Regions from separate parts of the Homo sapiens genome. Here region 1 is linked to region 2. A link is a loop called in an ENCODE intact Hi-C map of the cell type or tissue named here. Cell type or tissue: natural killer cell. All regions are shown on one strand. Each heading gives the region's core, and the rest is flanking DNA. Links, peaks and the distances in the headings are about the cores only. Region 1 has its middle 34 kb from the start of IRF4. Region 2 has its middle 77 kb from the start of IRF4.

Evidence for each region. Peaks named below come from ENCODE experiments on the same cell type or tissue, not always from the same donor. Only the 100,000 strongest peaks of a DNase experiment are listed, where the experiment ranks them.
Region 1: it touches region 2 in a loop (2.1-fold over the local background); 4 of 110 quality-filtered maps call a loop at or near these places.

What each region holds. Positions count from the first base shown.
Region 1 is chr6:417,282-433,516 of GRCh38, reverse strand. No RefSeq gene overlaps it. Among named protein-coding and RNA genes, the nearest start is that of IRF4, 34 kb to the right of the region's middle. In natural killer cell, for the core only: no CTCF peak of the experiment used is centred there; a DNase peak (open chromatin) is centred at 10,586.
Region 2 is chr6:460,405-476,639 of GRCh38, reverse strand. No RefSeq gene overlaps it. Among named protein-coding and RNA genes, the nearest start is that of IRF4, 77 kb to the right of the region's middle. RefSeq lists an enhancer at 5,249-5,408 and a silencer at 5,569-5,668. In natural killer cell, for the core only: no CTCF peak of the experiment used is centred there; a DNase peak (open chromatin) is centred at 1,659; H3K4me3 peaks cover 354 bases; H3K27ac peaks cover 1,710 bases.

The DNA.
Region 1 (16,235 bases), core at 9,126-11,625, 52 kb after region 2:
GGTGTGCAGTGCATCAAATTGGGTAAGCACTACCATAAGCACTACCATAAGCATGGCGCTGAACAGTTGGGTCCCTCCTCATGCTGCCCTGGGGCAGACTCCTCCCACCCTCAGCCCCTGGTATTCCCTGATCTCTCCTCTGTTCTTACTATTTTTTGCCTTTTCCAGAATGTCGTATAAGTGAAACCTACAGTAGGTAGTTTGTTGGGTCTGGCTTCTTCCACTTAAATGCATTGAAAATTAATTCATGCTTATGTGAAGATAAGATTTCATCTTTCTTGGTTAAGGGATGCCTAGTAGCAGAATCTTTTGGTCAGATGGTAAGCATATGTTTAACTGAATAAGAAACCACCAAACTGTTTCCCAAACTGGTTTACCATTTTTCACTTTCGCCAGCAACGCGTATGAGAGTTTTGGTTGTTCCGTGTCCTCTTCAACACTGGGTATTGCCAGATGTTTTCATTCCCGTTTTAGCCATTCTAATAGGACTGCAGAGCCCCTTGTAACTGAATTTGAATTTCTGAAATGATGAATGACATTTAACAGCCTTCCATGCGCCTATCTGCCATCCACATATCTTCCTAGGTGGAGGTTTATTTGCTCACGAAATATTCAAACATGCAGATGTAACAGGTTCTCCTCCGCCCACTCACCACTGATGTCTGGAGGAGGGAGTCTTTGTCTGGCTGTTGGTGTGCAGCATTCCCATGGATGCTCTTGATTATTTGTTACTTATGTCGGTCACCACAAACAATATAGCTTGAGAGGCAGCATGAACATAGAATATTTCTGGAAAAGCACAATGGAAATGGAGATTCCTACCCATCTTCAACATCTGACTGTTTTGGCAGTAGTAGACACTGGGGGCTACTAGGTCGGGGAGAGAGTGGGGTAAGGGTTGAAAACTACTTATTGGGTGAAATGTTCAGTACCTGGGTGATGGGATCCAACGTATCCCAAACCTCAGCATCAGGCAATATACCCATGTAACAAACCTGCACATGCACCCCCTGGCTCTAAAGCAAAAGTTGAAATTATATATACATTGAAAAAAGATGTGGCTCTCCAAGCCCACATCTCCTGATATGCTCCATGAGTTGGCCAAGGCTGCATTGGTTCTGTTGTGTGGCGCTCTGACTTTTCTCCTGTGGTCTTTTTACAGGGTTGGTTGGGATGTGAGTGTAACCTCTGCTGGATGTGGTCACATACAACTGTCTCTTCTCAGTTCTTTGCAAAGCTATGACTGTTCCTGTGAAGGTGTGGTTTGAGGTGGCTGCTGGATTTGACCCTGACTTCAGGAAGTTAAAGGCAGGCGCTTATTCGGAACTCTCCTTTCCCCCACCGCACCACCCTGCGGGAAGGACATGCATTTCTAGTGTTGGCTTCTGCATGGCTGCCTGGGTCATGCGTTTTTGTAGCTCATTAAGGATGACTCACAGGGAAATGAACAGAGGTGGCAGCTCTGCGTGGGTCTGAGGCTAGTTTAGCTTATTTGTCTAGTGAAAGGGGTAAGAAGGCCAATGCCATGGCATTGAAACCAGTGGATACCAAGCAGGTGTCAGCCATCCTCAAAGCACATATTTCCATGAGTATCTAGGAAAAGAGGTGGCATGAATGAACTAAGGGTCTCCTACCACTGGGAAACAAACCTGCCGGAGCCCTCGTGCTGGCGGGCCAACGACATTCTCTCTCTATGGGAGCAGAGCATGTTTTAAAGCTGTTTCAGATGGTGGTGATGCGTCTACCGGAGCAGAGACCCATTTCTTGGTCTAATGTTGTCCCAGCAGAGCTAGAAAGCTTAACTCAATGTCTTACTTTCACAAGACCACATGGCTCCAGGGGCATCCCCAGTCCTCAGAGACATGCCCAGGAGTACATCGACAGATACTCAGTGCACAGGAAGCAGTAATAACAAAACGTGGCAGAGCGGGAGTGTGACACCCACCACTGCCTTTCACCCCATTCGCCTCAGTCCCCCCTTTCTTTCTTCACCTCTTCCATATACTTTTCTTCCCGGGCTGATTTCCTTCTTTATCCTCTGCCTTCTCATTTTTCCCACTGTTATTGGACCTGTTTCATCCTGCCTGTTAGTCTAGCAGTTAGACTGTGTGTCTGCTTCCTCCAGTTGACTGATGGTAAAGAGGGTTGCTGTGCACTGTTGTGAAGGTTTTATGCTGCACAATTCCGAAGCATCATTCACATTGTGGTCGCTGTATGTGTATTTATAAATATATACATATATGTAATACATATACATTTATTAGCACAACTTTCTGATTGTTGGCAATAAAATTGGTTTCAGAAAGAGGTGCCTCTGTCTAATTTGTACAAAGGTACAGTCAGGCTAATGATGGACCACATCTTTTCAAAATATATATAGGCTCTATTTTTCAGAATAGTTTTAGGCGCACAGAAAAATTATGCAGAAAGTACAGGGAGTTCCCAAATGCTGTCTCCCTCACCACCAGGAACCATGTCTTTTTAAACATCAAGCTCCCATATCCAAGCCCAATGTCTGCTACCCAGGAGGTTTTCAATACATGTTTTTTCAAACATCAAATTGTGTTACTCACAACTGATGATCTCTACCAGAATGTGGTCCTGAATTACCCCGATGAAAATCTGAGAAAGGATGTATTTCCTAGAACCCCTAGAAAGAATTTTACCCAATGAATGGCACAACTCTTAATAATAGCAATAGGGTTCAGCATACCTCTGTGTGCCAGGCACCAAGAAAGATGCCTCCTGGGGATCTTGGACTCTATGGGATTATGTAGGCCTCACAGGTTAGTGGAGTAGGTATTTGTACCCTCATTTTTGACTTGAGGAAGCCTGGGTTCCAGCAGGATAGGACGATGTCTAAAGTCACATCCGTAAGCAGGAGCAGCACCAGCATCGGAGCCCAGGCTGTGCTTCCTGACCAGAGGTATGTCCTCATCTTCACAGTTGAACACCATAGCCACTGGCCACATGTGACCATTGAAAATTTGAGGGGGGCTGGTCTGCACCGAGACATGCAGGAAATATGAAATGCACACTGGGGTTAGTGCCAAAAAGAACACTAACTATCTCATTAATCATTGCTTTGATTGAGTACATACATGTTGAAAGGATACTATTAGATTATATAAAATAGATTACTAAAATTAGTAATAATATTAGATTACTATAATAGATTACTAAAATTAATTCCAACTGTTACGTTGTACTCTTTTTGAATGTGGCTACTAAGAAATTCCCAGAAGGGTTCTCATCTGCAGGCTGTATCAAGTTTCTATGGGACACCAACTGCTAGGAGAAACTTAGAGAGAGTTTCCTATTCTGAAAGGGAAGAACATGTCAGGGACGCTGAGGACCTGGGCAGTCTCTGCTCCATCAGCCATCCAGCCCTGGGCAGGTCCCTTTCCCGCATGCTACCTGAGTTTCCCTCTTAAAGAATGTGAAAGACTGGACCGGGTATAAGGCAGGAAGCTCTCTCTGGATGCCTGGTTTTAGGCACCCAAAGAGACATTGTGCCCTGCTTCTTGTCTCTCCTAAGAACACAGCCAGTTACCCTGGTGGTTTGTGGTTTGGAGACATCACTGTCCAGCAGAGAAGACAATGGCTTTCTCAGGGTCTAGAGGAAACTGCTATGATGCTAGTGCTGTTCCCTTAATCCTGAAGGGCACAAAGGCCATGCTTCTCATTCACTGGGGAGACTTGTGGAGGTAAAGGGATCATCAGATGGAGGAGAGTCAACTGGCTTTGGTTCTTAACCATTTTTAGCACAGTGTTCCTCTCTTACTCTTCATTTCTTTCTTGTGGTTTATTTCATCAATGGAGGACCTTGATGTAATTGTTTCCCTGTAATTTGTAGATAATATCTCTCTCACTAAATATAGAACACTGCCTCTATCTGTGCATTTTACAGGGAAGTCGTACCTTGCATGGAAATTAAACAAGAAATTAGAATTACTAATAATGACTTAACGGTTGAATTTAAGATGACTAAATGAAGACAATAACATCATTGGCATAAACATGCAGGGTAACAATTGTACCCATTGCAACATTTCCCTTCGGGTTCCAGCCTCACAGCTTCCAGAGCAGGCACCCTCTGTTTATACAGTACTCTGCCCATTTTTTCAGCTGCCTTGGTGGAAGCCAGTCTCTAGAAAAAGCAAGGTGGTTGCCTCCCTGTGTGCTCTGCTCAGTTAGCGCCTGGAGAATTCTGTTTGATGTTCAACATTTTAGGAGCAGGACACAGGAGTGAAGGCGGCGCTTGCTTCTCTCCTGCAGTGCCACGACTCACTCAATGGAGTCTGCTCATCTTGGGATGAAGGACAGGACCGGAGACGGTCGTCACTCCCACAGTTATACCACTCGACTGGGGTCTCATTTCCACATGACTTCTCTGGTATTAAAGAAATCCTTCTCAAGCCTGGGCAACATGCATGAGAGAAATAATGAAGAGATGAGACACCCGAACTCAGTAGAGATGGTCCAGTGGAACTGTGGGATATTGGCAGAGGGCCAAGGGATACGGGGACGCAGCCTACCGCTTGGGCTACCTTTTACTTTTTCAGATTTTATTTTTATTTATTCACGCCTCCCTGCCCCTGAGGAAGTGAAAATGTTGGGTTTCAAGAAAAGAAGGGTCAGCAGGAGCAGGAGAGCGGGGACGCATGTTTGAAGGGCTGCCGTGCCGCTGCCTCCCATCGAGCCACTTCCTAACCAGTGCAGCAGGTGTCTCGGCAGGTAGAGGGCTCGAGACTGTGCTGCTGCTTGGACCCATTAGAGATTCCACGGGTGCCATGTCTGGACAACTGAGGTCTCCTTGGGCCCTCTCCTGTCAGGCCTGCAGGGCCTGCAGTAAGGTGCTTTCACCTCCCACAGCTTCCAGGGACTCGTGATTCATGGGCATGAGGGCAGTGGGCATTTACCCTGGCTATGCAGCAAAGTGGTCCCTAAAAAACAACTCTTGCCCCAAGATGGGGGCAGAGACATGCACATGAGCCCGCTGGGCATCTTCCCCACTGAGAGCAGCTGCACATGTGTGGCCACGTCCCTGTGCGTTGGTGCTCCTTCTCCCATGCTGAATATGGCTGCCGTTTATTGAGCGCCTTCTGTGTGTTGGGCAGTGTGGGAGGGGCTTCCTGTTTTTTTCTTGGCTAAGCCTGTAGCAGGGCATCCTGGTTCTGCAGAGGAAACCCTGCACACACTAGCCGAGACTCTGTCCTGCCACCCCTCTCCAACTGGGACAAATGCAGCTCTTTCCACCCCACTGTCCCGGGAGGCAGAGGCAGTCCTCATGGAAGCAAACACGCCTGCACTCCAACCCTCAGCTGCTCCTTCTTCAAATGTGGTGCGCTGGGATGGCAGAGCCATGGCTGTTGCTCAAGAATCGCCTGCCATGCGTAATCAAGGCAAAGAGGCAAGGAGAAGCCTGTTTTGAAAGAAATCTGAAGATGATGGCATGAGACTCCTCAGATCCAGTGTCAGCACTGCGTCTCTTGGTTTGGCCAGGCAGATGCCTGGTGCAGGGAGGGGGAAGCAGGGAGGCTCGGACACCCTCACAGCAAGGAGTGTCCGTGGCTGGAGAGAACCCAGTGGGTTTCCCACCTCCCAAGGCCAGTGTGGTGGGCTGCTCTTTCCCTGCCACAGTCAAAGGAGGGGCGCTCCAAGACACACACACAGAGCCTGCAGACAGCTGCACCCAAGAGGCACGCACTCTCATCTCCCTGGCCCCAATGTCTGAGAAGTGGGGAAAGATGCCTGGAGAGAAGGAAAGGCAGACACAGACAGATGTGGGGCAGCCCCGGTGCGGGGAGGCAAGAGTGGACCCAACAGAAGTGGCCTGGCCTGCCTGAGCTGGCCCACCCCCGGAAAAGTGCCTTGGGCAGGGCCTGCAGGGATGGGACTTCCAAGAGCTCTCCTTCCATCCCTACAAACCACGCTCCTGGGGGACTTTCCCCCTGCCTCACCTAGGACTCATTCACGAGAGCCAGCCTTTGGATACCTCTGCCAGCCAGAGTTGTCCAAGAAAAAGCTGTATTATGATATTACCAGAGAGGGAGAGACCTCAGTTCCTCTCCATCTCTGCTGTCCTTCTTTCTCACCCTAGTAGCCCCAAGCTGCTAAGACCAAAGGTGGAAGGAATGGGGAGCAGAAGAGCAAATCAAACCCACCCAGGGTGTGCTGATGCATGGCTTGCAAGCCGCATGGAGGAGGGGGTGGAGCAAGCCTTGATGTGCAGTCTCTGCCCATCCCTGTGGTGTAAATACTCCCACCAGCTTCAAGCTCCCAGCCTGATGCCTCTGAACGCAGGGCTGGAAAAGTCTGCACTTCAGCACACCCTTCACCCCACAGAGGCAATACACACAAACCGCCTCTAAAGAAGAGATGCTAGTAAATGCAGTTGAGAAATCAGGAAGTAATGAGTAGTTGGAGTATGGATTACCTTTGTTGCTAATATAATTCATTAGAAGTTTATGTATTTTTTATGGTGGCTCTGTTGAAAAACAGCAGAGAAGCAGACACTTGGCTCTGGCCCCTGGGGCCTGGCCCCCCCACCCCAGGCCTGCCTTGGCAGAAGCAGGGCAGGAGGCAGAGATGCCCAGTGAGGGGCGCTTGCATTTGGCCAGATTCCTCCCCCTGTGCCTTTGCATCCGCACACAGAGTGCAGAGCCCAGGGCTGCTCCTAGGCCTTTGACTGGCAGGAAGCCGTGCTGTGCAGCCTCTTTTTCTCCTGCCTGCAAGTAGTCTGCGTGACACTGAGACGTGACAGCATACTGGCAGTCCTCACAGCCCTCACTCGCTCTCGGCGCCTCCTCTGCCTGGGCTCCCACTTTGGCGGCACTTGAGGAGCCCTTCAGCCCACCACTGCACTGTGGGAGCCCCTTTCTGGGCTGGTCAAGGCCGGAGCCGGCTCCCTCAGCTTACAGGGAGGTGTGGAGGGAGAGGCGCCAGCGGAACCCGGGCTGCGCGCGGCGCTTGCGGGCCAGCGCGAGTTCCGGGTGGGCGTGGGCTTGGCGGGCCCCGCACTCGGAGCATCAGGCCGGCCCTGCAGGCCCCGGGCAATGAGGGGCTTAGCACCCGGGCCAGCGGCTGCGGAGGGTGTACTGGGTCCCCCAGCAGTGACAAACCACCGGCGCTGCACTCGATTTCTCGCCGGGCCTTAGCTGCCTTCCCGCGGGACAGGGCTCGGGATCTGCAGCCCGCCATGCCTGAGTCTCCCACCCTCTCCGTGGGCTCCAGTGCGGCCCGAGCTTCCCCGATGAGCGCCGCCCCGTGCTCCACGGCGCCCAGTCCCATCGACCACCCAGGGGCTGAGGAGTGCCGGCTCACAGCGCGGGATTGGCAAGCAGCTCCGCCTGCAGCCCCGGTGCGGGATCCACTGGGTGAAGCCAGCTGGGCTCCTGAGTCTAGTGGGGACGTGGAGAACCTTTATGTCTAGCTAAGGGATTGTAAACACACCAATCGGCACTCTGTATCTAGCTCAAGGTTTGTAAACACACCAGTCCGCACCCTGTGTCTAGCTCAGGGTTTGTGAATGCACCAATCGACACTCTGTATCTAGCTCAAGGTTTGTAAACACATCAGTCAGCACCCTGTGTCTAGCTCGGGGTTTGTGAATGCACCAATCGACACTCTGTATCTAGTTACTCTGGTGGGGCCTTAGAGAACCTTTGTGTGGACACCGTATCTAGCTAATCTGGTGGGGCCTTGGAGAACCTTTACGTCTAGCTCAGGGATTGTAAATACACCAATCGGCACTCTGTATCTAGCTGCTCTGGTGGGGCCTTGGAGAACTTTTATGTCTAGCTTGGGGGTTGTAAACGCACCAATCAGCGCCCTGTCAAAACAGACCATTCAGCTCTACCAATCAGCAGGATGTGGGTGGGGCCAGATAAGAGAATAAAAGCAGGCTGCCTGAGTCAGCGGCGACAACTCCTTCGGGTCACGTTCTGCATTGTGGAACCTTTGTTCTTTTTCTCTTTGCAATAAATCTTGCTTACTGCTCACTCTTATGGGTCCACACTGGTTTTATTAACTGTAACACTTATCTTGAAGGTCTGCAGCTTCATTTCTGAAGCCAATGAGACAATAACCCTACTGAGAGGGATCGAACAACTCCTGAAGTGCAGCTTTAAGAGTTGCAACACTCGCACTAAAGGTCTGCAGCTTCACTCTTGAGCCAGTGAGACCACAAACCCACCACAAGGAAGAAACCGAATGCATCCGATACATCAGAAGCAACAGACTCTGGACATGCTGACGTTAAGAACTGTAACACTCACCGTGAGGGCCTGTGGCTTCATTCTTGAAGTCAGTGAGAGCAGGAACTCAAATTCCAGACACAATACTTGGAGCTCTGGAGCTGCCTGGCGGAGGCACACCAGGGAGTCTCAGGTTTTGACAGTTTCACTTGTTTCCTAACAAGCCTCAGCGGGGTTCTGCCCAGGACCGCTGCCTTGGGACCCCCAGATCCCTGCTCCAGTTTCTCTGCAGCTAGCTTTGGTTCTTCTGCAGGTCTCTGCATTCCTCCTCCCTGGCCACGGCTCCCTTCTGCCCTGCTGTGCCCGCTTTTCGCCTTTGGGTGCGCAGGTTTCCTGCGGTGCTGGTTGGAAACGCGGAGTAGGCCCCAGAGCTGTCTGCAGAGGGAGCCTGGCCCCTTCCTCTGTCCCAGGAGGAGGCCCTGACACCCAGGCGCCAGGCCCAGCACGGGAAGGGTAACGCAGAAAGGAAGGCCCGGCGGGGGGCTCCGTCGGCGGGGAGGGCGGGAAGGCCCGGCGGGGGGCTCCGTCGGCGGGGAGGGCGGGAAGGCCCGGCGGGGGGCTCCGTCGGCGGGGAGGGCGGGAAGGCCCCGCGGGGGGCTCCGTCGGCGGGGAGGGCGGGAAGGCCCGGCGGGGGGCTCCGTCGGCGGGGAGGGCGGGAAGGCCCGGCGGGGGGCTCCGTCGGCGGGGAGGGCGGGAAGGCCCGGCGGGGGGCTCCGTCGGCGGGGAGGGCGGGAAGGCCCCGCGGGGGGCTCCGTCGGCGGGGAGGGCGGGAAGGCCCGGCGGGGGGCTCCGTCGGCGGGGAGGGCGGGAAGGCCCGGCGGGGGGCTCCGTCGGCGGGGAGGGCGGGAAGGCCCGGCGGGGGGCTCCGTCGGCGGGGAGGGCGGGAAGGCCCGGCGGGGGGCTCCGTCGGCGGGGAGGGCGGGAAGGCCCGGCGGGGGGCTTCCTCGGCGGGGAGGGCGGGACAGTCCGGTCCAGAGCTCAGCAGCGCCCGCGGCGGCCTGGAAAGGACCTTGCGGACTGGAGAGCCGAGGCCTAGCGCCGCATGGTTGGAGGTGTGCTTTTCCCCTGGCCGGAAGTTGTGCTTTCGCTGCTGGTGTCGGCTTCCCATCGCGAAGCAGTTCTCCATTGGTTCGGACTGGCGGGGCTGTTGTGCTGGGCTGGCCGGGAAGGGCTGGCTCGGGGCCCGCAGGAGCCAGGCCACAAGGAGACGGCCCTGGGAAGCCTTCCCTGTGCCCTGTTCAGGACAGGCGAGCAAAGTCACCTGCAAGTCCTTACCGATCCTCTTCCCCAGCAGGGCCCAGCACCTCCTGCCCTCTTCCCGGGCACCCACGGGCTCCTGGAGGTGGTCCCAGCCAGCACGGGCCCCGCGGCCACGCGTCTCACGGCACTGGGAGCCTCTGCAGCCCCCGCCGCACCCCAAGCCTTGCCCTGAGGCCCCCTCCGCCCACACCCCACCTCTTTCCCCGCGGCCACACCCATCTTTCAGGGGTTTCTCCTTCAAACTCCAGGACAAAAACAGCCGTCCCAAATGTTGGGGACCTACCCAGGTCTCAGGCAGACTCTGCTAGCACTAACGTGCTTCCATTCTCTACCTTGTTCCATAGCTGAGTTTTTCTTCTGCGCTCCAAAGGGACTTTGTGAGGGCTCCCTGCCTCCATCCTACAGAGGAGGTGGCATCCTGTGCCACACATGGTCTCTCTTTGGAGGCTGAAGAAAGTCTGGGATCAAGAGTAAGAGGCACAAGGGCTCCCTGCTCCTCACCCAGAGTGTCTTGAACAGAGCAGTGGGAGAGCAGGGACTCCGTCCAGGCAGGCAGGCCACAAGCCCATGGAAGCCCCATGGCCCCTCCACTCACCTTCCTCTTCTGGCTGTGGTCACTGGTGAGGGGAGACATGAACTAGCGCCTGATTCCAGGTGGAAGGAACCAGGTAGAAGGGGAGGGACAGCCTCCCAGCACAGAGGAGACTAAGAACAAAGTGACCAGCCGGCCAGGTCCAGGTTGGCTGCATGTGGCCAGGCAGCTCACGCTGAGAGGGGACGTCACTCCATCTCTCATTCTGCTTATTCTCTCCTTTAGACGGTTAAAATCTATTTTTAAAATTTTCAACCTAAACATCTTTTAAAGTTCAATGTTTTGTATCATGACCTGGGTCCTAAATGTCAAAAAAAAAAAAAAAAAAAAAAAAAAAACCCTGAATTTTGTTTTGCCATTGCTTATGAACATGAGGGAAAGCAGGCCTCTTGGTTGTTTCATGAACCTTTAAAACATTGAGCAAAAGTTATGTGGTCACAAAATCACACGGTGGTGAGTAAGCTCCGGTGCGAGGTCACCCAAGCAAACATAGCCACGGGGATGACTAAAATGTTCAGGCACCTCTGAAGTGAGTGTCTCAGCTTCAGTTGTTTGCATTTCTTGGCTCTTTTTTTTTTTGCCAGGAAAAGACTCCAACATGTAATCATTTACAGAGAAGAGTCATGTTTCAGCAACATGGAAAAAATGTAAATCAATCTATGAGACTGACCATGGACAAGGACTTTATGTTCCTTATCCAGAAGGAAGGCAGAATTTTCCAACAAAGCTGTGAAATTGTAGGAAAGCATCCAGTCACCAGGTTTCAGAGAGATTTGCTTGTTGGAGATTTATGGCCGATCAGAGAAAACGGTTGGTCAGAGAAAGAGGAAACCCCTCCTTCCAGTCTATAACTTGACCTACTGATTAAAGTTACAGGGTAAAAATGAAGATCTCCCCTGAAGTCAATAATCAATCAAGTAATTAATTCTTAATTGATTAAATTTTCTGTTCATCTGATAAGCATGAGGCCCCAAAAGCAGATGCTAGGCACCATGGGAGACAGATGGGAATTTGGTGTCTCTCTAAGGAGTAGTACTACACCTGCCACGGGTTTCGGAATCCAGAGGACTTCAGATGCATCTAAAGGCATTTTAATTCTTATTAATTATTTAAAAAAGATGTTGGAAAATAGATATATCATTGGCCCATCAAACTTGTGGCTTTTACACGTTTTATTGCTCAACATGGTGCTAAAGTAGATATTTAACTTTAGGCCAGGCACAATGGCTCATGCCTGTAATCCTAGCACTTTGGGAGGCTGAGATGAGCAGATCACCTGAGGTCAGGAGTTTGAGACCAGCCTGGCCAACATAGTGAGACCCCATTTCTACTAAAATAACAAATATTAGCCAGGTGTGGTGGCACATGCCTATAGTCCCAGCTACTTGGGAGGCTGAGGCAGGAGAATTGCTTGAACCCAGGAGGCAGAGGTTGCAGTGACCCAAGATGGTGCCATGGCACTCCAGCCTGGGTGACAGAGTAAGACTTCGTCTAAAGAAAAATGTTTAAAACCAACAGTTTTAAGAAAATAGCAATACTTTTAAAAGTATTTTAAGAAGTAATGTTTTAAATAGATAACAGATACTAAATGCATAATAGTCATATTTTTAAATTAAATAATGTTTAAATAAATAATCAAAAGTTTGAAGGCAGTGTAAATAGGACTAAAATTTAGGAAACACTGAGGTAAGAAGGTACTGCCCTACTCTCAAAGGAGCTTCTAATGAATACCAAGTTAGTAATAGCTGCTGTGCTTTAAATGTGTCCCCCAAATTTCATGTGTTGAAAACTTAACCCCCACATTGATTTGCTGATGATATTTGGAGGTAGGGCCTTTGGGAGGTAATGAGGATTAGATAAGGTCATGAGGGTGCGGCCCCCATGATGGGACTGGTGGCTTCCTAAGGAGAGGAAGAGAAACCTGAGCTGGCGTGCCCATGCCCTCTGGCCATGCGACACCCTCAGCCATGCGACGTTATGATGCAGCAAGGAGGTCCTTACCAGGTACCAGTGCCATGCTCTTGGACTTCCCAGCCTCCAGAATCATAATAATACATACTTTTCTTTGTAAATTACCCACTCTATGGTATTCCATTATAGCAACAGGCAACAGACTAAGACAATTCGCCAATATTTACATAGGATTAACTGTGCCCCAGCTATTACTCTTAGCACTTTATCACTAATCCCGACAACTACCCTATGAAATAGGTGTCCTGTTTCATAGAAGAAACTAAAGCACAGAGAGTTTTATAGGATGAAGATGGAGCACCTGGGTAGGACCAGCCAGGATGATATCCTTTCACCAACACTTGCTGACCATGGGACCCTCTCAAGATCCTCCCTGTGCTCTGTGCCCCCATCTGTAAGGTGAGAAATGAAATGCCTGTCTCCCAGGATTACTTCAAGGATTACAGGAGTTGACACATGGCAGTGCACTTAGCACCTAATAAATGTTAATTAGACCTTTATGCTTAATCCCAAACTCTTGGTTCTTCTCCTTTCTTTGTGGAACAGGCTGTTCTCTCTGCTCCCATTCTCTTTCCCCACCTAAAGAAATTGGCTCCCATCTGTGGGATACCAAGCATCTTAGAAAGTCTGGGTGTGATGCTGGAGGGCTGCTCACCAGTGGTGTGGATACAGGTACACCGTGCCACCTCTCTGACTCTTGGTACGTCAATGGTGGAAGGGAAGGCAGGCTGGCATCAGAATTAAGAGATAAGGCTATGAAACCACAAAGGCCTGGATTTGAATCCTGGCTTCCTCTTTTAGTAGTTGTATATTAGGGTACTGGCTTTACACTCCTGGGCCTCAGTTTCTCACCTTAAAAATGGAGAATGAAAATATTTCCTTCTCGGAAATGCCCTGCCCGTAGCGTCTGTCTCAGTGCTTGCTGGCCTCCTGCACCCACACAGAAGCTGTGCGATTACAGCTGGCTATCCCTGGAAAGCAGGGAGGGTCAGGAACATGGGGAGTCTTCAGAAGATGTTTGTGGAATGAATCCTTTTTAAAAAAATCAATGTTCTTCAGAAAATAACAAGTGTTGGTGAGGATGTGGGGAAACTGGAATCCTTGTGCATTGCTGGTGGGAATGTAAAATGATGCAGCCACTGTGGTAAACAGTACAGTGGTACCTTTAAAATATTAATTATAGAATTTTCATCGCTCCAGCAGTTCCACTTCTGGGTATACACATGAAAGAATTGAAAGCAGGGTCTTGAAGACCCATTTGTCCACCCATGTCCACAACAGCGTTATTCACAGTAGCTAAAACACGGAAGCAACTCAAGTGTTCAGGACAGATAAATGAACAAAATATGGTCCACCCATGCAATGGAATATGATTTAGCCTTAGAAAGAAAGGAAATTCTGACACGTGCTGCAACATGAACGAACCTGGAGGACATCAAGCTCAGTGAAATAAGCCAGACACAGAAGGACAAATACTGCAGGATTCCACGCATACAAGGTATCCAGAGTAGTCAGTTTCATAGAGATAGAAAGTAGAATGGTGGGGGCTGGGGGCAAAGGGGCCAGGGAATGGGGAGATAGTGTGGGATGGAGACAGGGTTTCAATTTGGGAAGATGAGAAAGTCCTGCAGACAGATGCTGGATATGGCTGCACAGCAATGTGAATTACTTAATGCCACTGAACTGTATACCTAAACATGGTTAAGATGGTAAATTTTATGTTATGCATATTTTCCACAAATAAAAAAGAAGAATCAATGTTCTTATCCTTCCTGTTTCCAGGCAACCCCAAATGCTGACATTAGCGTGAGGGGAAACAGCAGGGCCAAAGGCAAAGAGTCAGTCCCTAGCTGTACAGAGACTGTGATGACTGAGGAAGGGCAGAGACTCAGGAGGGTCCCAGAATGGGGGTGAGAGTGAGAGGGAGGTTCTCACATGGGGGTTGGAGGTGAGGAAAGGAGATCCCACAATGGGGGTGCTAGGGATGGAGGGAGATCCCCACATGGGGGTGGGAGGGGGGAAGGGAGGTCCTGAGTTGGGGGTGCTAGTGGGGGAGGGAAGGGAAATCCCATATTGGGGTGCTAGTGGGGGATGGAGGTCACACATTGGGGTGCTGGTGGGGGAGGGAGGTCCCGCATGGGGGTGCTGGTGGGGGAGGGAGGTCCCGCATGGGGGTGCTGGTGGGGGATGGAGGTCCCGCATGGGGGTGCTGGTGGGGGAGGGAGGTCCCGCATGGGGGTGCTGGTGGGGGAGGGAGGTCCCGCATGGGGGTGCTGGTGGGGGATGGAGGTCCCGCATGGGGGTGCTGGTGGGGGAGGGAGGTCCCGCATGGGGGTGCTGGTGGGGGATGGAGGTCCCGCATGGGTTGCTGGTGGGGGTTGGAGGTCCCACATGGGGGTGCTGGTGGGGGAGAGAGGTCCCGCATGGGGGTGCTGGTGGGGGAGGGAGGTCCCGCTTGGGTTGGGGATGAGAACGGGTGGCCGAGGGAGTTTCCGCATGGGGGAGTGGGGGTGCCAGAGGGAAGTTCACAGGCTGGGGGTCCCTGCATGGAGGCAGCTGCAGCCAGAAAGCTGAGAGAGCGTTCATCCTCAGTGTCATAGCTCAGAGGACAAAGAAGCATCTTGGGAAAGATGAGGTGGGGGAAAGCATATCAAGGGGAAATGGTAGGAAAAGAAATTAATGGAGGCAGGACTGGGAGATGGGCCCTGAGACCCTGAGCCCCTGGTCCCTTCACCTCAGAGCTGGTCCCACCCCCAGAGCTCTGGGGACCCCACAAGGCAGCTTGAGAAACTGGAAGCCCACCAAAAAATATAAAGGGACGTATCAACTTAGAAAGATTACATTTGTGCTTTTCTCCCTTTCTAGTAACAAAATATGTGGTCTCAGGAGAAACTTTGAAAAGTACAAAAAAGCACACAAGAAAATAAAAAATTTCCATGACCCCACATCTCAGGGGTATAATTTACACTGTTGAATGTTCTTTTTAAAAAATTCTATGTATGAGCTCCATGAAATTTTAAAAAGATATCACATTGTTTTGAAACCTGTTTCTTTTTACTTTACAAAGTAACAACCATTTCCCCATGCCATGAAATACTTGTATACTGCACAATTTGTAAGTGGTTCTATAGCATTTCATGCCATAGGTGGCTCATCACTTGGCCAGCATCCTATTGGACACTGTTGGACATGGTAGACATCTAGGTTCGCCAACTGTGTCATTTCCTGAGGATTCGATGGTGCTGACTATAAGCCAGGTGCTGCACCAGTACTGGGTGTTTACTGGAAAGCACAGTTCCCTTCCTCAAGGAATTTATAGTACAGAAGACAAATTAATAAACAGACAATTACAATAAAGAATGGGCAGTGTTATGCTGCGGACATGGTGCGTAGAAATCTAAGTCCAGAGCCAAAGTTTTTAAGACATGTAGTTCATATTTTCTTTAACAATATAATTGTTAATTTTAAGCTCATATTCCACTAGGGTGATGCAAATTCAAGTTCAGTTCACTTTGGATCCCTCTCCTCCCTCTCCTCCCTCTCCTCCCTCTCCTTCCCTTGAACTGGGGCTAAGTTTGGCATAGCTCCCACAGAGCCAGAGCCTGTGCTGGTGGGCAGGGGATCTTGTCCTCAATGCAGTTTCTGCTCAGACACACCCAGGCATGCCCACTCTTTGGCCCCATAGTCATCGATCCACGCCGGTTACCATGGAGTTATCCTTCAGTCCTGCCCACCTGGCCCCTTCGTAACCTGCGGTTCTCACTGCTCCTTCCCACAAACTTTTCTCAAGTTTGCTGTCTCATCAAAGTTTTTCCCAGGAGGCAGAAGATCGTTCCCCTTTATCAGGGAGTGGCTGAAGTCTAAACACTCATTTCTTCCTTTCTCAGCGAGCACTCGCTCTCCCTTCCTCAACCCTCAGCATTTTGCTTTAGTCTCAAGTAGGAGGCCAGGAGGGAAAAGGAGCTTTTCTCACATTCCCAGCCAGTTTGAGTCCTGAGCACCAGTGACCCAGCTGCTTGGAGAGTAAGGAAAGGGGAATGACATAGTGGGGCAAAGTGTTTCTCAAGACAAATATCACACTTTGGAGACCCAAACAGAGGGTGGAATAAGGGAAGCAATGCCTGCAGAAGGGGAGTGTGCCACAGCCAAGACCT
Region 2 (16,235 bases), core at 141-2,640:
AACTGTCTCAAAAAAAAAAGTAAATAATAATATATTAATAACTTCAATAGATATAATTTTTTAGTTTTACCTATATAATTTTTTAGTTATAGGGTTTGGGATTTGCAATCCATAAACATACTAGTAGATTTTTAACACATTTTTCTCAATATTGATGGATTAAGCAGTCAAAATAATTATCAAATGTATAGAAAATTTGAAAAGCACCATTAGCAAGCTTAATCTGGCAGAAATTTGTATAACCTTCTGACTTTAGTTAGAAGACTGACCACATTCTAGCCACAAACAAGTCTGAAGAAATAAAAAATTAGTATCAAATTATCTGACCACAGTAAAATTATATTAGACATTAGTAACAAGAAGATAACTTTTAAAACCCTGCATGTATTTGGAAATTTATTTTTTGTAGAAATAGAGTCTCACTATGTTGCCCAGACTGGTCTTGAACTCTTGGCTTCAAGCGATCCTCCTGCCTCAGCCTCCCAAAGTGGCTGGATTACAGGTGTAAGCCATGCCTGGCTAACATTTGGAAGTTTTAAAACAGACTTCTGAATACCACATAGGTCAAAAAAGAAATTATTAACAAACATTAGAGAAACTGATATCTGAACAGTAATGAAAAATTTTATATCAAAATGTGGCTTGCAGCTGAAGAAACACTTCAAGGTAAATGTAGACTTTAAGTGCCTGTGTTAGAGAGGAAAAGAGACTGAACATGAGCTATGCATGAAACTCAAAAGAATGAGCTCAAAGAAAGTAGAGGGAAAGAGCTAATAAACACAAAATAGAACACAAGATGCAACGGAGATAGTCAAATCAATAAGGCCAATAGCTGGTTCTTTGAGAACATGTAAACAGAAAATCAAAATCTTGGGGCCCCAAACTCACTAAGCCATTGGGAAAAGTTAACCTTGGGTTAACTGCCTCCTGCTTTGTTCCTAAGTAGATAGATAGAAGGCCACATACCTCCCTAGGCGGCCTCCCTCAGTTTTCTCACAAGGTACCTCCCTGTGGGCCCCAAGATCTTTACCCTAAAACAATGTTCTGTTGAATTTCACCCTGACAATGTGAATTCACAGCTTATCTTCACAGGCACAGGACAAAGGCAGGACTGGACGTCATTTCTCCCTCACCCGAGACAAATGCGTGCGTGACTGCCCCATTTGCTCTTCCTCCTGTCAAAAGCATGCTCGCTGAGCAGGAGAGGAACGCATAGGTGACCGTCCGTCTGCCCCGTTCTTTCCATGGCAGCATATGGATTTACGGAGCCCTCATCAGAGCTTCGCGAGAAGGTGACCGTATCCTCCCCTTTTTTCTTTCCTCTCCTGCCCATTTTTTCCCCTCTAAATATTGAAGCCCTGATGCCTTCTTTAGAGAAAGCATGGGTCACAGACGTTCCTGTGGTCCTGTGTTTCTTTTTCCCAGTCACATCCTATCAAAGGAGAAAAAGGAGATACAGAAGAAACATTAGGAATGCAGAGGGAAGCAAGGAAACATATACCCACTTTTGAAAATTCAGATATTTCTATGATAAAACAGTTCCTGAACACAGCAGCGTGAGGACCGGTACCTCAGCTGGAGGATGGGCGGGAAGCGCAGGCGTCCAGAGAGAAAGCCTCTGGTGTCTTCACTTCTCACTCGCTGTGATCCTGACCACACAGGAAGCAGCACCGAGCCAGCCCTCCCCCAGCCCCGAGTCCTGTCAGTCACTCACACACAGCTTACACACATCCTCATCAGAAAAGAACACAATTCTTTTGAGTGGGAACACTAACATACAGTTTTCAGGTTTATTATCCTAGGTTTGACACACCAAGTCACAACATGAAATCCCATTGTGTGTATAGTCTGATGGATTAATTATCCACGATGACATTTTGAATGACAAGCAGGTTTTGAAAATGTAGGTTCCTGATCAGACGTTTGAAAAATGCCACTGTGAGAATAAAACTGCTGCTGCTTGCCGACACACAAATGGTGTCCCAGCCACGCGGGAGCCCAGCGCCCCACGCCCTGCCCCACACCTGTGCAAAGCCAGGCTCCCCACAGCTAACTCCTCCAGACTCGCGGAGGCAGAGGATGAGGGAAGAGTGCCTTGGCGACTGGCTTTTTCCCTTTTTAGTTGTGTGTGTGTGGAGCGGATAACCCTTAATTTTGTCTGAGGAGGTGGCTCTGCAGCCTTACAGTGCATTGGAGTGACCTGCTGGACTCAGAGTCAAGTAACAGCCAGCGTGGGGCAGGGACCCAGGCGTCTGCGCTTATCACGGACTCCGGGTGGTCCGAGGTGCAACAAGGCTTGCGTGCCACAGCTAACAGCTTCGGCATCTGAGCTTCCCAGGCTCGGTCATGGTGCCCCTGGGCTGTTTGTCAGACAGTCCCGCATTTACAGGGATTAGCAGCTACTCTCACGATACCATTTTCAGATCTGCATAACTATCCCCATTTTACACAGGAGGAAACTGCAGTAAACAGGTCAAATAATGCCCAAGGTCATGTAACTAGGTAGACACAGCTCAGATTGGAACGCAGAGTCTTGCTCAGCACCCGTCCCCCTCACCACCGTGCCTGGAGGTAGCACTGTTCATGCACAGCACTCTCCTGAGAGCCCACTGTCAGAGTAGCCCTCACATAGGAGAAGCACGTGCTCAAGTCTGCGGGACTCCACAGTGGGAACTGAGAGCAGCCCTGGGGCACGGGCGAGCCCTAGGCCTGGGAGGCTGTGGAGCTGAAGCGCATGTAGTTCTGCTCTCAGGGGGTGCACAGGCTCTCCGGGGAAACAGAAGGGGTACCCCCACGTGCTCCACGCCAAGCAGACGTGCAAGCACCAAGCAACGAAAGGGCTGTTCTTGGCCCTGTCCTCGCTCGCCGTGGGCAAATCTATTATCGCAAAAGAGGAGGGAAGCATTTAACCAAAGACAGCTAGACTGACAGAAGTTTGGAATAAGTTTATTTTCCCCAACTCCCTGAGACTTCTGCTTAGGTGTGAAGAAGTTAGACGTGCCAGGTGTGCTACTCAGAGACCCCCATGGCTGTGAGGACAGCAAGAAACCACAGTGGGCTTATAGATGTTAACTGAAGCCATGGAGAGGGTGGATGAGATCATATGAGATGAAGTTAGGACAGAACCACGAAGTGGACCAGGGCTGAGGGCAGATCATAGAAGACAGGGCTGCAAGAGGGAGCTGGGAGCACAGAGGCTCTGGCCAGAAGCAAAAGGAAAGGGATACATCACAGTTTGCTGGTTAGAAAATGTCTACAAACTTAGCCATTTAACTGACCAGTGTCCTAGAGTTTTCAGAAGGAAATCCTACACAGCAGTTTCTCTACCCGCTGCCCCTGTATCTTCATATGCCACCTAGCATTGATGGGAGAAATACTGCATTCACGGAGATACCAGGTGTGTGATGTCTATGTGCTGTTATATAACAAGGTAATTATTCAGCTGTGCCAATAACAAAACTGATATCATACACAATGATGTCCTCAGCTCCCGCCCCGCATGTCTGCACAGGTGTGCCTATATTTAACCGTTCCTGCTAACCCTGACATCACCTTTCATAGGCATAGAATGTGGTGCTTTTCCAAGAACCTTCATGTATAACGTTGTTGAGTTCCTGTGAAGTGAGCAGACTATTTTCACATCTGGACTTTACCAAGGAGAAAGCTGAGGCTAGCAGACATTTAGTTCGTTAGTTATAATCACAAAAGAGCTCGTGACAGAAAGGCAAGGAAACCAAGATGTACCAAGTCCTAGTGCAAACGCCTCTGGTCGTGGGGATGAAGACAGTGTGTGACCTCAGGAAATATCGCAGCTCCTGCCACTCTTCTCAAGCAAGGTATCCTGGGATCAGCTTCTTGCTCCAGAGTGCTAAGTAAATGCCCTCCACCTATGGGCTAGAAACGCCAGGGCCTTGCCCTAAAGAAAGGGAGTGGTTTTTTTTTTTTTTTTCAAAGACACTTGTTTTAAACTCACATCAAAACTTACACATCCAGCCGGACGCGGTGGCTCATGCCTGTAATCCCAGTACTTTGGGAGGCCGAGGCGAGCGGATCATCTGAGATCAGGAGTTCGAGACCAGCATGACCAACATAGGGAAACCCTGTCTCTACTAAAAATACAAAAATTAGCTGGGTGTGGTGGTGCATGCCTGTAATTCCAACTACTTGGGAGGCTGAGGCAGGAGAATCACTTCAACTTGGGAGGCAGAAGTTGTAGTGAGCTGAGATTGAGCCACTGCACTCAAGCCTGGACGACAGAGAGACTCCATCTTAAAAAAAAAAAAAACCACAAAAAACTTACACATCCAAATGAATTCTGCCCTCGATGTAATTTATTTTAATATGCAATAGTTGGTAAACCAACTGTGCAGACATCATCTTGAAGATATTCAGAGGTCTCTTAAATATGGTCCAGGTATTGGATGAGATTTAGAAATTAGTTTTGGTAGGTGTGGGGATGGTGTTGGGCCTGTGAGAGACAATGGCCTTGTTTTTAAAGCTGCCTGGAGATGTACATAGGCTCAAAACAAGGTGGCATTTGGGCTGGACTTCTGCAGCAGGATGGCAGCATTACATTTATGTAGATGAATCACACATCCTCAGAGTAGATGAGAGCTCTGCCGCCTGGACGTTAGAACATTCCATCTGGGAGTTTATTGAATTTTCAGCAATGCCCTCAGAACCAATTTGCAAACCCCAGAGCAGTGGGATCCCATTGCTTTAGAGAACTACATCTGAACGTCTGAGCACCTGCCGATGTCGGGCCTGCACAGCAGCACCATAGCCCGTGCTTGTCGCCTCCCAGCACTCCTGCTTCGAGCTGTGATGCGGGAGACTGAGCCTGGAAGACAGCGAATCCTGACACTAGGACTTGGCGGTTTGATTTCTTCCTGTGCAAGGACCTTCAGTTGTTTTATTAAGTTCCACGATCAAGTCTTAGGCCAAGGCTGCAACCAAGTGTCTCCAACCAGGCTTCGGGTATAGATTTTACAGAGCAGGGCGATTCTCTACCACCCAGCCCGCTGCCTGGGCCTTGCTGCATGGGACCGAGGACGGGGCTCCTGATGGTGGAAAAACATCCCCAGGTGGGACAGGGACGGCTCAGCTCACTGAAGAGGAGGAAGTGGAGGCAGGTGGGCAGAGGTGAAGCCTGGCTTGTTGAGCGCATGGTAGTGAGCGAGGTGCTAAGAGGTGTGCCTGGAAACCATCTGGACAATGAGGTGTTGCAGAGAATGCCACAGCCGATGACTGGAAACTACATAACCAAAGCATCTGTCAGGCTAGGCTGACGGAAGCATCGGGCAGGGGAATGTCCCTCTCCCACACCCAACCCCCAGGGATTTCTTTAAGGTGAGGAAGAGATTTTCTACTGTAAGATATCAGGGGTTTTTTCCTCACTATTCAGGAAAATACCATACACTAAAGTTTCCTTTTTATAAGCAGCGACTGCTGAACTGGCAGCCCAGACATCCCCATTGCTGGGGGTGGGGCAGCCTCTGGGAGTGTGCAACCCCACCTGCAGCCTCGAGCCCCGCCGGGGCTCTCCCACCCGGGCTAAGATGCCGCTGTTAAAAATCACGGTTCAGTAAGCACCGCCTGCCCTGTCTTTGTGTGCAGGACTATGTCCAGTTAAACCCTCAACAGTGGAAGGCCACCCCACAGGGACAGGCAGGGTGGCCTGGCCGCTCCCTCCACCCTTGGTACGGGGGCCACCGCCCAGCCTCCGCACCCTGGCGGGGCAGGGGGAGAGGTGTGCTGCTTGACACCCAGAGGAAGTGCATCTGCAGCAGTCCCCCTTATCCCTGCTTTCACTTTCCGCTGTTTCAGCGACCCGCACTCAACCGTGGTCCGAATCTATTAAGTGGAAAATTCTAGAAATACATAATTCCTGGGTTTTAAAAGGTGCACAGCTCTGAGTAGTGTGATGCAATCTTGCATGGGGACGTGATTCATCGCTTTGCCCAGGGGATCCACGATGGAGGTGCTGCCTGTCCCTCAGCCACTGAGGAACCCTGTCCCTTATGAGGCCGACTCTCCAGGTGGCCGTGCGTGTGTTCAAAGAACCCGTATTTTCCTTGAAAATGGCACCAAGGTGCAGGAGCGGTGATGCCGGCAATTCAGATTGCCAGAGAGGAGCCATCGAGGGCTTTCTTTACGTGAAACGGTGAACGTTCCTAAGAAAATAAAAGCTGCCAGGTGCGGTGTCTCACGCCTGGAATCCCAGCAGTTTTGGAGGCTGAGGTGGGCAGATCACTCGAGCCCAGGAGTTTGAGACCAGTCTGGGCAACACAGCAAAACCCTGTCTCTACAAGAAATACAAAATGTAGCCAGGCATGGTGGTATGCCTGTAATCCCAAGTACGGGGGGGTGAGGCTGGAGGATGATTGAGCCCCACAGGTCAAGGCTGCAAGGAGCCTTAACTGATCCATCACACTCCAGCCTGGGCGACAGAGCCAGACCCTGTCTCAAAACAAAACAGAAAGAAAAAACAATTGTAAGCTGAACTTGCTAAGATCTACAGTAAAAATAAGTCTATTCATGAAAATGTGATGAGGGAAAAGGAAATTTGCGCTCGTTTTACTATCACATCTCAAACTGCAAAAGTTATGGCCACAGGGCCTGATAGTGCTCAGTTAAGAAGGAGAAGGCATTAAATGTATGGGTGGAAAACGAACAGACACGTGTCCTGATTGACAGCGACTGGATTTAGGACTCTCCATGGTTTCAGGTGTCCCTGGGAAGCATATCCCCTTATTGACAAGGGGGTCCACAATGAAACTGCTCTTCTGGGCCCCAGATTTTCCATGTACCACTGGCAGATCCTATGAGAGAAGCCTCTGCAGAGGCCATGTTGTGACCTTCGCACGACAGAAAGAGGGAGGGGCGGAGGCAGAAAGAGGAGGAAGAGAGAGACACAGAGACAGAGAGAGGAGGGGGAGAGAGGAGGGAGACGGAGAGGAGGGAGACGGAGAGGAGGGAGACGGAGAGGAGGGAGACGGAGAGGAGGGAGACGGAGACGGAGAGGAGGGAGACGGAGAGGAGGGAGAGAGAGAGACACAGACAGAGAGAGAGACAGAGACAGAGAGAGACAGAGACAGAGAGAGACAGACAGACAGAGAGACAGAGACAGAGACAGAGAGAGACAGAGACAGAGAGAGACAGAGACAGAGAGAGAGACAGAGACAGGGAGAGGAGGGGGAGAGAGGAGGGGGACGGAGAGGAGGGAGACGGAGAGGAGGGAGACGGAGACGGAGAGGAGGGAGACGGAGACGGAGAGGAGGGAGACGGAGACGGAGAGGAGGGAGACGGAGACGGAGAGGAGGGAGACGGAGAGGAGGGAGACGGAGAGGAGGGAGACGGAGACGGAGAGGAGGGAGACGGAGAGGAGGGAGACGGAGAGGAGGGAGAGAGAGAGACACAGAGACAGAGACAGAGAGACAGAGACAGAGAGAGACAGAGACAGAGAGAGACAGACAGAGAGACAGAGAGACAGAGACAGAGACAGAGAGAGACAGAGACAGAGAGAGACAGAGACAGAGACAGAGAGAGACAGAGACAGAGACAGAGAGAGACAGAGAGACAGAGACAGAGAGAGACAGAGAGAGACAGAGAGAGACAGAGACAGACAGAGAGAGAAACACAGAGACTCTCCCTGCAGGCTTCACCAAGGCCAGGTCAGAATGAGATCCTGCTACACTTCATTTCGGGAACCCTCAACACCCTTTCATTTGTAAGAAAATCCCATAAATGCTTTATAAAAGTAGGCAATATCTTTGATAATTCAGCTCGCAAATGAAACTTAATTTTGGATATTTTAAAACATGAAGATAGTCATTTAAAGAACACACAAAAAACAACAAGTGACGTGAAAGTCATTAGGCATTCGGACTTCCTAAGCATTGCAGAATTTATAAAACTCTCCAAGTCAGTGTCTCCGAGCACGTGGCTCTAGGTCAACGTAAGAAACTAACATTCCACATTCTAAAACCAGGAGCTTCCTAAGCCCTCCTTTTTGGCTCAAAACAAAAATTCTCCTCTTTGGATGGGTCTGTTCCAGCTGAGCTGATGTAAAGCCTCCAATTTCCTTGCCTCCTACCTGATACTTTTTTTTTTTTTTTTTTTGAGACAGTCTCACTCTGTCACCCAGGCTGGAGTGCAGTGGTGCGATCTCCGCTCACTGCAACCTCCGCCTCCTGGGTTCAAGTGATTCTCCTGCCTCAGCCTCCTGAGTAGCTGGGATTACAGGCATGCGCCACCACACCCAGCTAATTTTTGTATTTTTAATAGATGAGGTTTCACCCTGTTGGCCAGGCTGGTCTCGAACTCCTGACCTCAGGTGATCCTCCCCCCTCGGCCTCCCAAAGTGCTGGGGTTACAGCTACCTAATACTCTTCATGGAAAAGGCACCGTGAAGAGCAGGCCATCACATTTCTGTTTATTCAGAAGTGAGTTCTACCACAGGAGCAGGGTGCCTTGGAGATTGGAGTCGCAACATCCACCGGCCGGGTAGGACAAACAGAAGCTGCTGTCCTCCCCTCTGCGAGTGGAGCAGAACCCAGGCATCCCAAGGCTCCTCTCAGCTCTGTCACTAACCTGCGGTTACCAAGCTCGGATTCTGGACACCCATTAGTCATTTTGTGAAAAAGTTTGTAAACTGTAAAGTGTCCCACAACCATTATCTCTCTCTGTATCAGGTAGCTGGTCTCTTCCCACAATAAGCCACAATAGAACTGGTGTGCTGGCACTTTCACCCTCAGGGCGGGGACCTGAGCGAGGGGTGGGGACGGAGGTGTGTGGTGGGCACTCCCTGCGCCTGCACTATCCCTTCCCGAATGGCTGTAAGTTCCACTTCGTGTGGCGGACCAAGTCCCTCCGCTTCTCCCTCCATCCTGCTTAGCTGCAGCTGGAGCTTCAGGGCTGAAAGTCGCCGTGGTCCCCAAGGAAGGTGCGGTGCCCGACGCACTCTTGCCGGCCACTGTGATAATGCCTGGCTCCTTCCCGATGGCACAAGAATCACTTCTATTTTAATTTCATTCAGATCTGAATAAAAATCTATTTTAGTGGTACTGATGTCATCATTTTCCTAATTGTACTGTTTCTATAAAACATTAACATTGGGGAAACTAGATGAAGGGGTATATGGACCCTCTCTGCACTAACTTTGCAACTCTTCTCTATGTCTGAAATTATTTCAAAATAAATAGTTGGGGAGAAACCTGAGGGCCATTTTCCAGACCTGTTAGAAGTTCCAGTAACACCCAAACAGCTCTTGCCCTTGCCACGGAAGGTCTGGAGCAGGCATGAGGGCAGGGAGGCGGTTGGAGCGGCCGTCAGAGCTGCACACTGGCCGGTCTGGTCTCCAGTTAGCTCCAGGAATCTCGCCAAAAAGACTCTGCCCGTGTTCCCATTCGCCACTGTCAGCTGTGCGACTAAGCCCACCCAGAGCCCCTCATTCTTCTTTGCTGTCCCTGGTTTGAGTCTCCAAATGGGACTGGGGTGAGGATGGATCTCCGGACTCGAGGACAGGTGACGTGCGTTTCCCACTTATAGACAGCCTTGTGCCCTGAGTCAGAATTTTACCAGAGGGAAAAACTCAAAAAACCTCTGAGGAAACAGATTCATTTCTAACTCCTTTCTTCATCCATTTTTTCCAACAACTATTATTGCATGCCTCCTACACGTGAAGTGTCCTGCTAGTCAGAAACGAATGGCTGGTCCAGAGCCAGCATGTGGCCGCACCGTGTCTCGCGGGTCCCCCGACTGCCGGCGCAGGCTCGAGTGCCATTCTGATTCCTTCCCACCATCCCCTGACCACAGGGAGGCATGTCCCTGTGACTCAGAGAACCGTTTGTGCCTTGGTGAACTCGTTGTCAGGAAGCAAGTGAACGCAGGTTAGACCAAATTAACCTCCTCCGGTCTCATCTGCAAATGCCGCCTGCTACCTCCATGGACAGCCAGAAAGCGGTGGCCTCGAATGACAAAGCCAAGCTCTTCAGCCTCAGATTCATTTCACTCATTTTCCTGTTGCCATGAGTTGCGTTCTCCTTCAAAGATCCCCCACTCACCCTGAAACCTTCTTGAATTATTTCGCCTCCATCCTGCACCTCCCTCCCTGGCCAGCCCCCTGTCCTACCCATGCTTTCCAACAGGGCTTCCTGGATCCAGCCCTTTCCTCACTGTCCCCTTCACCTGACCCAGGAAGAATAACATTCTAAAGGAAGTCCAGCTGTTCTATCAACATAAAAATCGTGGTGACTTTGACACAATACAAGCTTATAACCTGCTCCCATGGAAGTCCAGCGTGGTGTGGTGTTCCTGGTCAGGTTGTTCCTGGAAGGCTCCCCTTTCAACAGCAGCTCCCGCCTCCCGGGGCTCCAGGATGAGCTGGCCTGTGGCGCGCTCTCCACCCAGTCCTCAGCTGGAAATGGGAAACCTGAGGCTTGCACGGCAGGACTTCTCTGGGGAGGGCCAGGCCAGGACACGGTCCTCCTGCCCACATTCCTTCAGCCTGGCTCAGCCCCATGCCCCCACACTGAAGACCACACTCAAGTCCAGGGCACATGGAGTCTGGCCATGTGCCCACCACACACGTGATAGACTGAGCTCAGCCAACTCGTGCAGTTCATAACACAGAAACCCTCCTCTCTCTTCTACCATAAACTGCCAAGCTTGCCTCATTTCCTTCCTTCAGAGGATACGAGACGTAGATGTCCACAGGTTACTGTCATGTTTTCTACCCTAGTCCTTGCCTTTCGAATGTCTTTGAAGACTCACCAAGCAATATAAGATCAAAATTCCTGGGTCTCATCAATACCAGATCACCAGCCCCGGTTTTCAGTCCCCAATCCTAAACCGGGCTCCGGGAGCTGGATGTTCCATCTGTGCCCCGAGGCGTCCCTGCTCTGACCTCTGCCTTGGCAAACCAGCACCCAGCATTCTGGCTCCTGGATGCCTGTGAACGACAGGAACCTGGCAGGAGAAAGGAGAAAGAGGATGGGGCAGGTGGCGGGAGCAGATGTGCCACTGGTTGGAAGGCCACCTGTCCTTTCAGTCACCCTCTGCACTGGAGGGGAGTCTGCCCTTGATTTTCCTCCTCCAGGCCCTCGGGTGGGAGGACCTCTGCAGCCTGCAGCTCCCCCCATGCTGTGTCCTGTGTTTCCACAGGACCTTCTCTCACCTCTGCAAACAGCCACCTTTTTAAACCATTGCTGAATTCTCCGAGTTTATGGGTACCATCGGATGGATTCCTGGTGAGATGTTGCCTGGGATTCCTGGATCCCATCAGCTTCCAGCTGGATGTTTAAGTCCAGGCCAACCCTGTCCCTGCCTGCTTCCTGCCCCGCCACCCCCCCCCCCCCCACAGTGTCCATGGCAGCCTTCACCTCTGTCTTCAGGCCACAGCTGAATCTTCATCTTCTTTATTCTCAGACACCTCCCAACCTCCGACCCCAGCTTTAGGGGTGCACAAGCATTGGGGCAGCTTGACCACCCCAGCCGCTGATGAGTTTAGCCCACTCTCTGCTCAGTTTGTTTTAAAAAGGATTAGAGGCGAGGTGCGGTGGCTCATGCCTGTAATCCCAGCACTTTGGGAGGCTAAGGCAGGTGGATTTCCTGAGGTCAGGAGTTCATGACCAGCCTTGGCCAACATGGTGAAACCCTGTCTCTACTAAAAATATAAAAAATTAGCTGGGCATGGTGGTGCACACCTGTAATCCCAGCTACTACGGAGGCTGAGGCAGGAGAATCACTTGAACCCGGGAGGCAGAGGTTGCAGTGAGCTGAGGTCGCACCACTGCACTCTAGACTGGGCAACAAGAGCAAAACTCCATCTCAAAAATAACAAAATAAAAAATAAAATAAAAATAAAAAAGATTAGACACCTCCCACACTCAGTCACCACCTACCACTGGCTTCGGAATCCCCCGTATTCCACCTTCTGGCTCACTAAGGAAAGTCTCCTCACTAAGATGACCAGTGGCTTCCAAATTGCCAGGTCATACCCACGTTTCAGATCTTATCTCATGAGGCTTTTGGACCTTTTGATCAGTCCTTCAAATAATTTTTCATAACCCAAGTCGTTTTGGTAAATGTTGAAGAAAATGCTGAAATAAAGGTAAGCCAAAAAAAAAAAAATTTATGGTCCTACTACCTAGAGACAACCACTATTAACATTTTACTGTTAGCCTTCCGGACTCTTCTGTGCTTACATATTAAATGGATGTTAACGAATTAATAATACATAACATGTAGCAACCACCTTTAAAATATGATCATCTTGCCTTATTAAAAATATGAAGACATTCATTTTAGTGGCTGCATTGGGTTGCAGGGCGTGGACTTGCCTACCTTTGGGAATGTTGATTGTTGCCCATTTTCCTTGTTGGAGAACAATCTTGTGATGAATGAACTCCTTAGTACTTCATATCTATTCACTCTCATTGTTTTCTTAGAAAAAATTGCTAGAAGTTAAAGCCCCACTGCCAGCTGTCAGCCCCCACACATCCCCTTTCTGCATGGTTGTTTCCTAGGAGTATACCCTTTTCCTAAGTGCAGAAAAGGACGGAGGAAGAGCTGCGACGTGGTTGCAGGTGTCAGACTCCCCCATGAAGGAGGGAAATCTGTCTGCCTGCCTGGGCGCTAGGACTGGAGACAGGTGCCAGGGAGGGTGGCAGCGCTTCTCTGCCTGGAAAACAAAGTGGAAGCCTGAGCTGGTATCTCTCCGGCATACTCCTCCCTCCGGGCCATCACTGCGTCCTCCTGCGTCCGGCATTATGTTCCCTCTGCAGGCCTTTGCTGCTGGTGCGGTGAGACTTTACTTAAGGGGTAGCATTTTAGTAAGAAGTCTGACAAGCAAGGCTATTGACATCTTGAATGTGAAGTGAAGTCCGTGCTTTCCTGCTTCCTGAGATTCCTCTGGCCCCGTGGCTTCAGTGAAACCACACCTTCCTGTTTCCCTCTGAGCCCTTCCTCCTCATCTTTCCGTCTCCTTCTTAGGCTCCTCTTCTTCCACACAGCCCCTAAATTCCAACAATCACCAGGCTTTCCCCCAGAAATCACTCTGCTTACGCTCCCCACTCGCTGTGCCTGTATGGTGGGGTGGGGTCCAACCCACTCAAATTATTAGCCACTAAGACACCCTTGACCCCTTCTTCTCTCAGACTCGAAATTCATCTGCCCAACTGCCTGCTAAGCACCACCTGTGTAATTTATGGATCTCAAAGTTGTTGGGCTCAAAGCGGATTTCACCTCCCTGCCCCTCACTCAGGGCTCCCCTGAGCTGTCTGTGTCAGGGGATACACTGCTGTCCACCCAGCACATAATCCACAAACCCAGCCGTTCCCGTGTGTTCTTCTCCCTCACGCCTCCCACCTGGCCAACCACCACCCATCATCAACTTCACCCTGGAGGAATCTGTCCAATGGGCAACTACTTCATCATCACTGCCCTGGCTAATGCAGGCCCTGGCCATCTGCCACCAGGAAAACGTACCAGCTGGCCTCCCTGCCTCCCACCACCCTTTTCCGACCCAAATGCAACCTCGCAGCACAGTGTGGTAAGTATTTCTATATCTGGATACTGGATACCATACCCTATGCTACTCCTCCACCAAGACTTTCCAATGCTCTTACTGCATACGGGATACAGCAGACAGCCCTGCAGGATGTGCTTCCCGACCACCTTGCCTGCTTTAGCTTTCACTCCTTTCTTTACGTACCAGAATCCACACCTGGATTTTTTGTGATTTCCATGATGCACACCTCCAACCCTTTGCTAATAACATTCATTGCCTGGAATGTCCTTCCTCTCTATGTGACCAATTTGACCTCTCCATAAGTTTCAGCTCTCTTAGACAGCCATTCCTAACTTTTTTTTTTTGTCCCCACAAATAGATGCTTTTCTTCGTGTTCCCAAAATGCTCTTTGAAAATGTATGCCATTACTCTTACCACATTGCATTGCAGTTACGTGCTTTTACAACTAGACTTTGAGATCCAGGAAAGCAAGACTATGCCTTTTCCATGTCTGATTCCCTGGTTTCTATTCTAGTATCTGGCACATTGACACTCAATAACTTTTTAAATATATGGGTGAGTAATATTTGTCTTCCAATATTAGAAGAGCTGCCATTAGAACATGTAATAAGCTTACATTTAGCCGAAAGAGATAGGTTTAACGAGCGAAAATTATGAAAGGACCAATTGAAACTTGACACGAGAGAGATCTTCTGGCAATCAGAGCTGCCCAGAGATAAAATAGGCTGCCCTGAATGCTGGAGAGTCCCATTATCTCTGGGAGATACGAATACACAGGCCAGACAATTAGAGAATTTGGGTAAATGGTTGGACCAGTTAGCCTTGAAGTTCCTCTTCAGGAACCCTTGTACACTGTTTGTGGGAATGAAAATTGCTTTAGCCATTATGGAGAACAGTATAGAAGTTCCTAAAAAAATTAAAAATAGAACTACCATGTGATCTGACAATCCCACTACTGGTTATCTATCCAAAGGAAATACATTACTATCTCAAAGTGATATCTGCACTCTCATATTTACTACAGCACTATCCACAACAGCCAAAGATACAGAAACAGTGCAAGTGTGCATCAACAGGTGAATGAGGAAAGAGACTGTGGTGTATCTACACAATGGAATACTATTCAGCCACAAAAAGAAGGAAATTCTACCATTTGCAACAACATGGATGAACCTTGAGGATGTCATGCCAAGTGAAATAAGCCAGGCTCAGGAAGAGAAAGATAAATTCCACATATTCACTTACATGTGGAATCTTAAAAAGTCAAACTCAGAAACAAAGTAGAAGGGTGATTATCATGGGTTGGGGTCGGGTGGAGGAAAGGGGTAGATGTTGGTCAAAGGACATAAATTGCAGTTATGAGAAATTCTGGAGACCTAATGTACAGCATGGTTAACTGTAGTTAACAATGGTGAATTGTATACTCGAAATTCATAAGAGTAGATCTTAAGTATTCTCACCACAAAAAGTAACCATGTGAGCTGATGGATATGTTAACCATCTTGCTTGTGGAAATCATTTCACAATATATAGGTATATCAAAACATCGCATTGTACATATTGAATATATACAATTTTTAAATGTCAATTATACCTCAATAAAGCTGAAAGTACTATTAAAAACGGCTCTGAGAGTCTAAGGGTTAACTAAATCCTTAAGATGGGTCCTGGAATATCAATAGAGACAGTGGTGAGAGAGCAAAGTACACTAGATGGCCACACTCTCAGGACCCAGGTGCACAGATCCTGCCTGAGACTGAGGCTGGACCTGGAGAACTGAAAAGTCCCTAACATCATTAATATTAGGCTTGATATGAGCCTAACATTGAGTAACAGCATCAGTCTACTCAGGGGAGGAGAACAAGCATAAATATAGCCCCCCCTCTATGGTGGGGAAGGGGGCTGCAGAGACTGCTGAAAGGTGAGGGTGGAATTCTCTACCACCCGGGCTCCCACCAAGCAAAATCTACAGAAGCCCACTGCTAGAGGTTTTTTACAGCCACTAAAGGTAATGAAAGCAAAAGCAAAAAACAAACCCAGCTCAACTGCTGACTCAGTTGACTCTACCCTCCACCCTAATGAAGAGCCTGCGTATTTCCAAATGTATATGTTATTTACCTCAGTAAATTATTTTCTACACATCATATCTGTGCCATTCAATCAAAAATTGAGACACAATAAAGATTTAAGAAAAAAACATTTTCAAGAAATCAAGCAATCAACAGACCACATACACAGATGACCAAATGTTAGAAGTATCTGATAGGACTTTAAAATAACTAATCTATGAAAGAACCTAGTGGAAAAAGTGAACAACATGTATGGACAGATAGAAAATTTTAGCAGAAAGTTGGAGACAATAAAAAAGTTGAATGGCAATGTTAGAAATGAAAATAGTGTCAGATACAAAGAATTCCTTCAATGAGCTTTTAGCAGAATGAATATAATGTAGCAATGAAGTCAGTAGAAACTATCCAAAGGAAATAAAAGAAGACCAGGGGTTGGGGGGATGGCAGGAACTGAACACAGCATCCTAGAAATGTGGAACAATATCAAATGGTCTAACATATCCTTATTTGGACCTCCAGAAGAAGAGAGACAAAATGAAGTGAAGGTATTTGAAGAGACAGTAGCTGAAAATTTTCCAAAATTAATGAAATACAACAAACCACAGATCTAAGAGGCTCTAAGAACCTTAAGCAAT